4 separate regions of the Homo sapiens genome follow, and regions 2, 3 and 4 are each linked to region 1. Evidence: chromatin contacts called from ENCODE Hi-C or POLR2A ChIA-PET data. All regions are on one chromosome and are shown on one strand. The core of a region is the stretch at or near the end of the contact, and the rest is flanking DNA. Distances in the headings are between cores, read along the strand shown.

What was found. Hi-C counts contacts between places; a loop is a spot of excess contacts on that map. ChIA-PET counts read pairs that join two places held with the same protein, here RNA polymerase II (POLR2A). Pooled maps may share reads with other maps.
Region 2: a pooled map shows a loop between it and region 1 (6-fold over the local background). The contact joins the enhancer-like site here to the promoter of LUCAT1 in region 1. A Hi-C loop is called at or near these places in 2 of 168 maps with a recorded cell type or tissue (PC-9 and gastrocnemius medialis) and 10 of 50 pooled maps. POLR2A ChIA-PET finds 5 or more read pairs at or near these places in 3 of 52 experiments (A673, BJ and Panc1).
Region 3: a loop to region 1 is called in a pooled map, with 12 times the contacts of the local background. The contact joins the enhancer-like site here to the promoter of LUCAT1 in region 1. A Hi-C loop is called at or near these places in 7 of 50 pooled maps. POLR2A ChIA-PET finds 5 or more read pairs at or near these places in 3 of 52 experiments (A673, HepG2 and endothelial cell of umbilical vein).
Region 4: a loop to region 1 is called in a map of MCF 10A, with 9 times the contacts of the local background. The contact joins the enhancer-like site here to the promoter of LUCAT1 in region 1. A Hi-C loop is called at or near these places in 13 of 168 maps with a recorded cell type or tissue (A673, CD4-positive, alpha-beta memory T cell, MCF 10A and 10 more), 1 of 37 single-sample maps with no recorded cell type and 22 of 50 pooled maps. POLR2A ChIA-PET finds 5 or more read pairs at or near these places in 2 of 52 experiments (A673 and Panc1).

The regions. Positions count from the first base shown.
Region 1 is chr5:91,312,954-91,315,653 of GRCh38, forward strand. It overlaps LUCAT1 (lung cancer associated transcript 1), which reads right to left and starts at 1,449. Exons shown (of 5, transcript NR_103548.1): 1 at 1,127-1,449; 2 at 685-824; 3 at 125-276. RefSeq lists enhancers at 874-2,073, 961-1,748.
Region 2 is chr5:91,125,271-91,127,970 of GRCh38, forward strand. All of the region lies in intron 87 of ADGRV1 (adhesion G protein-coupled receptor V1), which reads left to right. Among named protein-coding and RNA genes, the nearest start is that of LUCAT1, 190 kb to the right of the region's middle. Within about 2 kb of position 1,266, at least 7 of the 41 ENCODE cell types and tissues checked have a DNase peak (open chromatin) inside an H3K27ac peak, as active enhancers do.
Region 3 is chr5:91,057,275-91,059,974 of GRCh38, forward strand. The region is part of intron 85 of ADGRV1 (adhesion G protein-coupled receptor V1); the gene reads left to right. Among named protein-coding and RNA genes, the nearest start is that of LUCAT1, 260 kb to the right of the region's middle. Within about 2 kb of position 1,402, at least 5 of the 41 ENCODE cell types and tissues checked have a DNase peak (open chromatin) inside an H3K27ac peak, as active enhancers do.
Region 4 is chr5:91,100,630-91,103,329 of GRCh38, forward strand. ADGRV1 (adhesion G protein-coupled receptor V1) reads left to right here. Exons shown (of 90, transcript NM_032119.4): 87 at 1,590-1,711. Among named protein-coding and RNA genes, the nearest start is that of LUCAT1, 210 kb to the right of the region's middle. Within about 2 kb of position 1,347, at least 3 of the 41 ENCODE cell types and tissues checked have a DNase peak (open chromatin) inside an H3K27ac peak, as active enhancers do.

The DNA of each region.
Region 1 (2,700 bases), core at 199-2,698:
TGCTAACATAAGGCCAACATTACAGTGAGAACTAAATAAAACTTTTACATAGTGTCTAGGACAGCTCCTAGCTCATATTTAGTGTTTAAAATAAGCCTCTGATCTTTCTCTTTATTTACAATACCTTTTCATTGGGAGATGAGGACAGCATTTGGACACAACTGTACAGGCACGCTAAGTCTCATCCTTCCAAAGACGTCAGTCACATTCAGCCCCTTTAGCAGTTTCATCAACAGCATGTATAGCACATGTGATAGCAAACAGCAAGTTGGATTCCTTAATAAAGCAGTAAAGAAGGTCAGCCAGGATGTAGGCTTTAAAGCCAAGGCCAGCTCTTCTGGGCAGGACAGTTGTGGCTGATGTATGACAGCCAAATGTAATGAGAGTCCTCATTTGACATATTGAAGCGAGCACCTCAAGGATGGGCAGGGAAAAGAACCATCAGCAGTACTCACCACCAGAGCAGCAGTGAGTGCCCAGGTCAAACTGGACAAGGGCTGGCAGACAGGTGGAAATGTGAGTACATCGTTAGATTTGAAAAGGCCTTTGGCAGGGCACAGTGGCTCACGCCTGTAATCCCAGCATTTTGGAAGGCCAAGGCGGGTGAATCATGAGGTCAGGAGAACGAGACCATCCTGGCTAACACGGTGAAACCCCGTCTCTACTAAAAATGCAAAAAATTACCTGGGTGTGGTGGCGGGCGCCTGTAGTCCCAGCTACTCAGGAGGCTGAGGCAGGAGAATGGCGTGAACCCGGGAGGTGGAGCTTGCAGTGAACCGAGATCGCGCGCCACTGCACTCCAGCCTGGGCGACAGAGCGAAACTCTGTCTCAAAAAAAAAAAAAGAAAAGAAAAGCCCTTTTAAAATGTCCATCCTCCCATAACCCTTTGAAGCCTCCCACGTCCCCCCAGTTCCTCCCAAATGGCATATAAAAAGGGTGATGGCTTTTAGACAAAGGCAGTAGTACTCCCCAAACAGTTAAGGTCCAGAACATCATCTTGTATATACCTGTCTTAGAGCTATCACGTTGTGTACTGGAGTTTCCTGATTACATGACAGACTCCTCTGCTAGACAAACTCCTGAAGACAAGGAGGGGTTCTTATTCATCCTTTAGCCAAACCTTACCTGTAGCTCAGCATGTAGCCCATGGTAGATGCTGAACCAATTTTGTTAACGTGAGAGAAATACAAGAAAGCCAAGTCAGAAATACCATTGTTGCTGTTAGAAAACTTCAAAGAGGAATTTGTGGTCTCTGGTGCCAAGGTCCCATAAGAGTTCCAGCTGGGTGAGCTTCTTGTGAGGAAAGGAGCCAGAAGTCAGAACACATAGTGTGACAATATGAGAGAAAAGAGGATGAAAGCTGTTCTTAAATTGCACCTGTCTAAGGCAATCCGAGCTTGACACATGGTTTCTGGAGGTCTGGGCATTGTCTGAGTGGAGTGTTGATTGTATGTCTCCTGGAGCCTTCTGTTTAAATAACTGCCAGAGCAGGATGACTCAGCAGCCGGAGGATGAGATGCTCTTGATCTGCCGTCCTCTTTAAGTGACAAATCACATTGCCCTGGGTGTCTGTGGCAATCTCTGATATGACACACTCCTTCCTGCCAGCCCATCAACCAGGGTGGCAAGTCACAGTTACTAATCTGGAGACGGCTGAAAATTGCTGACAGGCAAGATCCCATGCTCCAAGTGTAGAGAATCATCTTTAAAATGAACTCTTGTCAATCTTGTCAATAGATTTTCTTTTTTTTTTTTCTTTTTTGAGATGGAGTCTCACTCTGTAGCCAGGCTGGAGTACAGTGGTGTGATCTTGGCTCACCGCAACCTCCACCTCCCGGGTTCAAGTGATGCTCCTGCCTCAGCCTCCCCTGGTAGCTGGGACTACAGGCGCATGCCACCACACCCAGCTAATTTTTGCATTTTTAGTAGAGACGGGGTTTCACCATGTTGCCCAGGCTGCTCCGGAACTCCTGACCTTAGGTGATCCGCCCACCTCAGCCTCCCAAAGTGCTGGGATTACAGGCGTGAGCTACCACGCCCAGCCTAGATTTTGTTACTGAGACTGAGTCTCACTCTGTTGCCCAGGCTGGAGTGCAATGGTGTGATCTTGGCTCAGTGCAACCTCTGCCTCCTGGGTTCAAGCAATTCTCTTGCTTCAGCTTCCTGAGTACCGGGGATTACAGACGCCTGCCACCACACCTGGCTATTTGTATTTTTAGTAGAAACGAAGTTTCGCCATGTTGGCCAGGCTGATCTCAAACTGCTGACCTCAAGTGATCCGCTCGCCTCGGCCTTCCAAAGTGCTGGGATTCTAGGCATGAGCCACGGCACTCAGCCTTGTTTCTGAAATGTAGAGACTGATTTTACATTTCTAGTCTGTCTCCATATCAAAGACTCCCTATTGTCTTCAGGATAAAGTCGAAATTCAATATCCTGACCATTAGGGTCCTATAGGAACTTATCTATACCTACCTTCCTAGCATAATAGAATCTTAACTTGTTTTGCTTTTTTTTCTACTTGATATCGGCTTACTTCTGTTTGTTTCTTTGTTTTTGTCCCTGGCAGATAAATGGTGACAGGACAAAGCTTTAAGAACGTGGCCTAGAGGCCAGGTGTGGTGGCTCACTCCTATAATCCCGGTACTTTGGGAGGCCGGAGCATGCAGATCACTTGAGATCAGGAGTTGGAGACCAGTCTG
Region 2 (2,700 bases), core at 16-2,515, 190 kb before region 1:
CATGGCGTACAAACAGTGGTCTCTAAAAGTGCATTTCATTCACTTTGGGTAGGTCATGCATTATAATATCATTTCCCCCCAAAAGTAGCTATTACTATTACTTCCTTGAAAGGGCCAGGAATATACTTGGAAGATACAGTGAGAGCTACAGTCTGGAGCATCACAGCACAGAGCTGTTGCCTGATCCCTGAAAGTACATTGACAATCCCTAAGGTCCATAGAGAATCCAGGCGACACTAGTCTTGGGCAAATCACAGCATAGAGTTAGACTTGGAATCAGACAGGCCTAAGTTTGAATTCCAGTTAGAGTGCCATCCCTAAATCCCAGTAAATGAAATAACACATAATATGCTTAGCCCAGTGCTTGCCACACAGTAAACACTCAGTAAAGGGTAGCTTTATTATTTTTTTCAAAGGAATAAAGGAGAAGAGTTGCACGGCCTTAAATAATTCTCCAAATTTATTTTGAGTGAATGCATTTTGTGCTAGAGCTTTTCATTGGTAACCAGATCAACAGAGCTTAGAAAGCACTATTTTGAGGTATATCAGATGAAATGAACACATGCAGTGATTATGTTCATATTTGATACAGAGGGATCTTATTTCATTGTCGTCTTCCTTCTACCATGCTATATCCATCTGTAGTTCTGTTTTCCTTTTTAAATGTTTCAAACCTTACCTTTCTTTGGAATCCAGCTTTAAATGGACTACTTCCTTGAAGCTTTCCATGCCCACTCTAGTTTATAGTAACATCTTCTGATGCAACCCCCACCTCATTGCATTCCATATTTTCACTCATTTGGCACCTCATCATACATTGCCTGGGGCAGTTCCCTAACCAGTTCCCTGAAGACCCACTCTCTTGGTTCTTTTGTACTGCCTGTAAAGCTTAATTACAGAGCTGGCACAGAGTTCCCAGTAAATTCTTGTTGAATTAAATCTCTTATTTGAAATTTCCAATGCCTCCACTCCCCTTCCACAAATTCTCTCAATGTAGGGAAATCTCTTTAGATGACTAACCGGTGTTAACACCTCAACCCAAACTGACATTTTCAAATTATTTAGATGCTTCATAATTTTCCAGTGTGTTCTACCAAAACAATGTTTACATGAAAAGAATATAATTATTCAACATTTTTCCTAAGACTATGGTAAAAGCCAGCAGCATTGCCCCACTTAGAGGAGCTAAAATAGCTAAAGGTTACATGCTTTGCCTCAAATAATAGACTTAGTGAAGAGGGTAGAAGTAGAAATGAGGTCAGCCCCCCAGAGCAGTCTGGTGGCCTTGAGCAACCAGGAAGGTAAAGCCGGTACCTCAGTTAAATCACCAAGTTTACTGGAAGTGCATATTTTTCATGTGCCAAATTCAGTAAGTCATGGAGCAAATGTTTATTTTGCTATGCTTTAAAAAGTTGCTTTGCTTCTTGTAAGTTTTCTCAGTGGAAGGGTTCCAAGTTATGACTTAATCTATGTTTGCAGCATTGCACTGGAAACAGGATTTGTCTGTGAAATGGCTCTGTCATTTGTGGACCACTTCTGTAGGGAGATTGTGGATTTAGGAAGGGCAGAAGCAACAGCAGATATGCCTGGTGTTTGAATGGATGTGCCTCTCTCGGAGGCAGCAAGCAGCATACCCATATTATAAAGTTTTTGATTTTCTAACATCTGAAGACAGGCATCCAGCCTTGCAGAACAGCCAGGTGTCTGTTCTATAGACTACAGTTCCTTGTTTCCAGAATTACGGTAACCAAATAATACACAAGGTCACCTGATTGCACTTCCCAACAACCTGAACAAAGAGCACCTTTGCGCTTGCTGGTAGGTGCTGTACCAGACTCTTTGTAATCTGCCTTAGGTCAGAGAAGAACAAGCCATTACCAGTATGGGAGTCCATCCCTAGTCAGGGCTAGTTGCTATTATCCCTTGAATACTCTGCAGGCATCCCACAAGACATTTGAGACTTCATATTTGTCAAATAATAGAAATCTGGCTGGCCTAGTGGCTCATGCCTGTAATCCTAACCCTTTGGGAGGCTGATGTGGGCAGATTGCTTGAGGCCAGGAGTTTGAGACCCACCTGGGCAACACAGTGACATGTTGTCTCTACAAAAAATTTAAAAATTAACTAGGCATGGTAGTGTGCCTATAGTCCCAGCTACTCCAGAGGCTGAGGCAGGAAGATCCCTTGAGCCCAGTAATTCAAGGCTACAGTTAGCTCTGATCCTGCCACTGCACTCCTGTCTTGGTAAAGGAGCTAAACCCAGTCTCACCAAAAAAAAAAAAAAAAAATCTTACTAGAGATTTGGGTTATTACAAAAGGGATCACTTAAAGACTTTATGTCTTAGAGACATATTTCTTCAGCTGGATAAACAGTCCATATAATCATACAGTAGACAAAGCAAAAGGAAGATCTTAGTGACAGCTTAAATCCAGGATAAGAAATTAGGAAGCTGCCTTTATAGAGACACCAGTACTTGCCCTGAACCATTTTAATTCTCCTCTGTTTTCATAATACAAATTTGGGATGTTTTCAAATTCAACAGACCAGCAGTGCTGTTGATTCATAACCTAAACAAGCTTGTTAACCCTTTCCAAAATAAAGTCACTCTGCTTCTTGAACTCACTAGAGGTGTGCTAGTTTTACAAGTCTTCAGAGTTTATTATGTTCCCTGGAAGTGTGCCTCTTTGTGTTAAATCTAA
Region 3 (2,700 bases), core at 152-2,651, 260 kb before region 1:
AAGAAAGAAAAAAAATAAAGAAAAGAACAAATAAACTATTGTACCATCATAAAGGGAAGTGTTTGAAGATATTAGCTGGCCCAGCTCCACAATTAAGAAGTTTGGCTACAATTAAAAACTTAAGAATATCAGTCAAAAATATTTACTGTCTATTAGATCATCATTTTTTTAATGAGAAGAAATTTAGAAAGTGCATAAGGAGACAGCCTTACATTGTTTAAAGCCAGTTTTAGACTATTTGGACTTTTCTTATACATGCATGAGTATGCTCAGAAATTCAAATTACTCTGCTGTTCCTATTTTATTTCACTGCCCTGAAATCCTGTTGTTGAAACTACAAGACTTGAAAATAACAGGAACATCCTGTTGACAAAAATAAATTCCTTATGATAAAATATTTTTCAACTGAAGCCAATTTTTTTTGGATGGGGAAAGGGCCTTGGTGGGAGAGGGGATTGTGAGTGACAGAATGTTGGTTTGGGTTCATTGCTCTTTCCTCCTAGCTTTGCTCTCTCTCCTTCTAACGGAATTAGTTGTATTATTTTACATGAATTTTTGTATTATGCAAAAATGTTGATGTGTGGTGTCTTTGAAAACTGTTTTATGGAAGGAATACGTGTGTCTGTGCTGCCCAGGTATTACTAGTGAGTATTATACTTAGGAATGAGCATGTTTAGTGTGATGTTCACTAAACACTTGATTTATTCAATAGTCCCCTAACCCCTGGGAATGCATATGCAAAGAATAAAATGTTTCAGACATTTGCTTAACAAGGGATTTTAGATTATTTGCAGAATATGGTCCCTGAAAACATTTTAGGTTATTTTTCCATGGAGTCTGACTTACGCTGAGAAGCCTCATTATAGCACTGACCAGGAGTTTAAACAGTCAGGTGCTGGGCAGGCCTCAGAAGTCCTTGCACTTGGTTTCTTCACCCATCATGCTGGAGGGAGGGTGGCATGACCTCTACTATCCCTTCTAGTGCTCAGATTCAATGAAGGAACTTATTTTTTAAAGAAGGAAGTGCTGTTATCTTTCTAATGGGCAGCTCAGAATGGCAGGGATATTAATAGTGGCCTGCATTCCAATAGTCAACACTGAGATCTTCCAGCAGTCACCCCATCCAGAATGCAGGCTTTGAAAGGCTAGAAACCCTCCCTCTTCCATAAAATCGTTAGGTAATTGACCTTTTTTTTTTTTTGGCATCTTTTGCCCTCTTTTTGGAAGCTTTGTGGGAGTGGGACAGTAGTATGGAAGATAAGAAACCCTAAGTTTAAATCCCTAGAAAAGCCCCTGAACCAATAGTCAATTTACTGCTGCTAACACCACTGGCCAGACTGGTTTGTCAGTCACTGGTGGTGTGATGGTGTCATGTTGGGCTTCCTTATTACGTGCCTCTTTTTGAATGACCCATCATTACCTTGACTTTTCAAATTGGACCAAGTTTCAACACTGATTTTGCAGAAACACACATGAGTCATGAGGAAAAGTAGCAAAGGGAAAGTTTTCCTCCTTCCCCTCATGCGGACGTGCTGTGGACACAGGCAGACAATCATAATTGCATGACTGAGTCACCTTACACACCTGCTGATCGGTAAAGAACTCAAGAGAGAAAGAGCTGATTTCACCTGCCTCTTCCACAAAGTCTCCTGACTACCCCAACTGAGGCACTGTTTTCTTTCACTGAACTCATACTGCACAGCACTTTTCTCTGACACATAAATAAATGTGATGAATGTTCACACTTTCCTCTCTACTATTTGGTATCTTCTCTTTTTTAATGCAAATTAAATCTTGTATACTGTATACATAGGAGGATTTGGGCTTAGCAATAGACGACAGTGATCATGGTTATCTTTTATTGAGTACCTACGGCATGCCAGCCTCTGATCCAAGACCTTTACATGTATTCACTCATTTGGTTCTCACTGCACTCTTGTAAGGTAGATGCCATTGTTTTCCCTATTTTATTTTTTGGAAAACTGAGCTGTGGAGAAGCTACATACTGAGTATGTGGAGAAGCTACATAGTTGCAAAGTCAATAAGAGGTGTACCTGGGATCCTTCCAAATATCTGGCCTCAGAGCCTTCATTATTACCAGTATTTTTTTTGCAAGCAGAATTATTCTAACCCATCAGTAAAAGGCTTCTCCTCACTCTGTCCTTCCCCCTACATTATACCCTCAACAGCAAGATCATTTTCTTTTGAGAAGCTTCTTTACAAAAATCATAAAGGAGCTCTCTTGACATCTGTCTATCTAGCTCATTAGACGTGTCTAGTTTAGGGCAGTTCAAATTGGGACTTTTAAAATGTTGCCTCTACATATGTATGATCTAATTCTTACCACTTCAAAGCTTCAGGGAAAGTGAAATGTGTCATTTCCCCCTCAATATTGGGAATTCCCCATAAAGTGGATAAAATTTTAGCCTGTATTTCCTTTTAGTTTTACTTTCCTCTTCTGAAATTAATTCATGACCTCTATCTCAAGTTTTCTCCAGATTTTTGGCCCATATTTCTTTTTAACATTTATCAAATATCCCTTGCATATTGGCCTTTTACATTTCTTAAGTTTCCAGTTTTAACTGTAACATTGCAGGACACATAAAAATGATAAATAAATACTAATTAATAGTAACATCATAGACTAGCAACAATCCAATATGAGCATATTTAGGGTTTAGATATCTTAGTACATTTTTA
Region 4 (2,700 bases), core at 97-2,596, 210 kb before region 1:
AAGATATTTACATAGTTTCAAAGAAATGCCACATATAAAACTTCTTAATTACACAGGGGAAAATGCTAACTTTACAGTGAAGAATTTGTGCAGCCATCATCTTAATCAAGTGACCAAAATGAACATCTTCAGTAACGGGAAAAATTGAGTTCTTGCGTCACCTTATAGAATGCTGTAAGATGAACTCAGCATCCCTTCTGTGATTTCTAACGGCTTATAATCTAAATCTAATCACGAGAAAAATCAAATAAACTCAAATTTAAGGACACTGCAAGAAAAACTGGCTGGTAATCATCAAAAGTGTCAGGGTTACAAAAGTCAAGGACACACAGAAGACCCATTTGGGATTAAGAATCTACGAAGACGTGTCAACTATACACGACTGGATCTCTGGATCTCTCTGCTAAAAAGGAAATTACTGGTATAATAAAATGGAATCTGAGAATGATAGTACTATATCAGTGTTAATTTCCTAATTTGATGGCATCATGTTTATGTAGGAAAATGTCTTTGTAGAAAATACACATTATTCAGAGGGTAATGGGGGATCAGATTCACAATTTTCAATTAATTCAGGGAAAAAAAAACTTTCTCATTGTACTCTACTTGCACGTCTTCTGTATGTTTGAGATTGTTTCCAAGTAAAATTAAATTTGAAAATTGCTAAAGTTGTAAGCAACTGTTTAAATTTCCATAGTGGACGAGGATTTTAGGTGTTAATTGATGATAGTGGGTAAAGAAGGGCTTTGAGGTCTGTCATGAAAGTTGTCAGTGGTGTGGTCTACCCTGATGTCTTTCAACAGCTTGAAAATGTGTTTATTTGTGGCTGCAAAGATCCGATTCACTTTCTAAATCTTATATAACTTGTCACTTAAATATTAAGATCGCCTCTATATGGTTATTATTCTAAAACTCAGATAGCAAAGAAAACTCAAAATAGACAAGTGGAAAGGGTAATAAAGTCCCTTGGCCCTGAGAAAATCTATTCTGAAAACGTCTGAAACAAACTGCATTAGAACATGTGTAGAATAAGTTTAGTTGATCATTATGAATCAGTCACTTCATCTTTGCTCTTAAACTTACCAATAAATTTTGGTGTCTTCTCAGTCAGAAAAAAGATGTGAGTACAGGTTTTTCCAACACACACACACGTGCGCATGCACACACACACACACGCACACACGCACGATGTTATATAATTTCTGTTCTTAAGTGCCTGGTTGGAATATGCTAATTTCGGGAGCACACTACTGCCTGCCATTTTCTGGTGGAACAGTCTTTTAAGGAGATTTCTACAAATCCATTGTTGCTTTGTGGTACTTACTGAACAGTCCAGCAGGTGGTAGTCTAGGAGAGGAACAGTTCTCATCCTCCCCCAGCCATCCCTGGGCCTACCAGCAGCCCCATTTGCAAAACAGAATGTGGACTCAGCAATGTGCCTTCTCCCCTCTGGCATAAGAATGGGATTTCCAAGGTTGTTCTCTCAAAATGGGCACTAGAATACCACAGAAAGAAGCCAAAAATAACTGTGTATACATGTGACTGTGCAGTATTCTGAAGCTCAAAAATTCTTTTTTTTTTATTTCTAGAAATTCCACTGATTTTATATCTCTTTGCTCTGATTTCCGTGACATGGCTTTGGGGAGGACTACACATGGCCTACAGACACTTCTGGATGTTGGTTCTCTTTGTCATTTTCAACAGTCTGCAGGTAAGCCTTACAATTTGGTTAGTGACAACATACATTTATCTTAATGAACACAAGGCATAGAATTTCAATATTAAAGAGTCAAGCATCCACACACAGGTGAATTTGTGTACATAATAACATCATATAGAGTTGTAAAATAAAATGATAGGAACCTAAATCCTTAACATTTGAAATATGACTGGGATTCTAACTTGCTCATTATACAATTAGGGAAGACAAAATATTTATTCTCCTTCATTTTGAACATCGAAGTAACTACACAAACATATTTCTTTTTCAGTAGGATTGATGTTTATCAACTTTGCAAATGGCAGTCATGTAAGATCAATGCACATATTTGGATTGTGGCTGGGTCTAGAAATTAGATCAATTGAGGAGTGAAATAGTGATGTTCAAGCAGTCCCCTCTTAAGTGTGATGCTTAGTGAAATGAGAGTGTTTGGTTCACTAAAACATGACTGACATCCCCTAAGTCCAGCAGTGCCCAGCTTAAATTAGTTTTATAAGCATGCTTGGATAACTAGAAATTATATAACTGCAGCAAAAATGAAAGCTGAGATTTTTAGTACTTTTGTTAAATGGAAAAATGTTGCACCCTGATATTAACAAATGGAACAAATGAACACATTTTCCTTGTTTTCCAAAGTGAAACGATCTGTCCTAGACTAAAAGAATTTCTTAAATTTATTAAATTATCTCTAAATAGTCCTTCTTTTGGCTACCATCTTGCAAGGATCATGTGTGGCAAACACACAGACATATACACACCTTCAGAATTGTAGCATACAATTGAAATGTGACTCCAGTCATTTTTTAGGTTTGCACCTGAGCAGACAAACTCTTCAGTTAGATCATAGCTTACATGATGGTGCCTAATCAAGGACATTATCAACTTAGGAAGGGGAAAATACAAAACAATTAAAAGTTTAGAACCAAGTTGCTACAAGTTTCTATATAGACAACTGTCTGTGGTTATAGTTACAGGTGAGC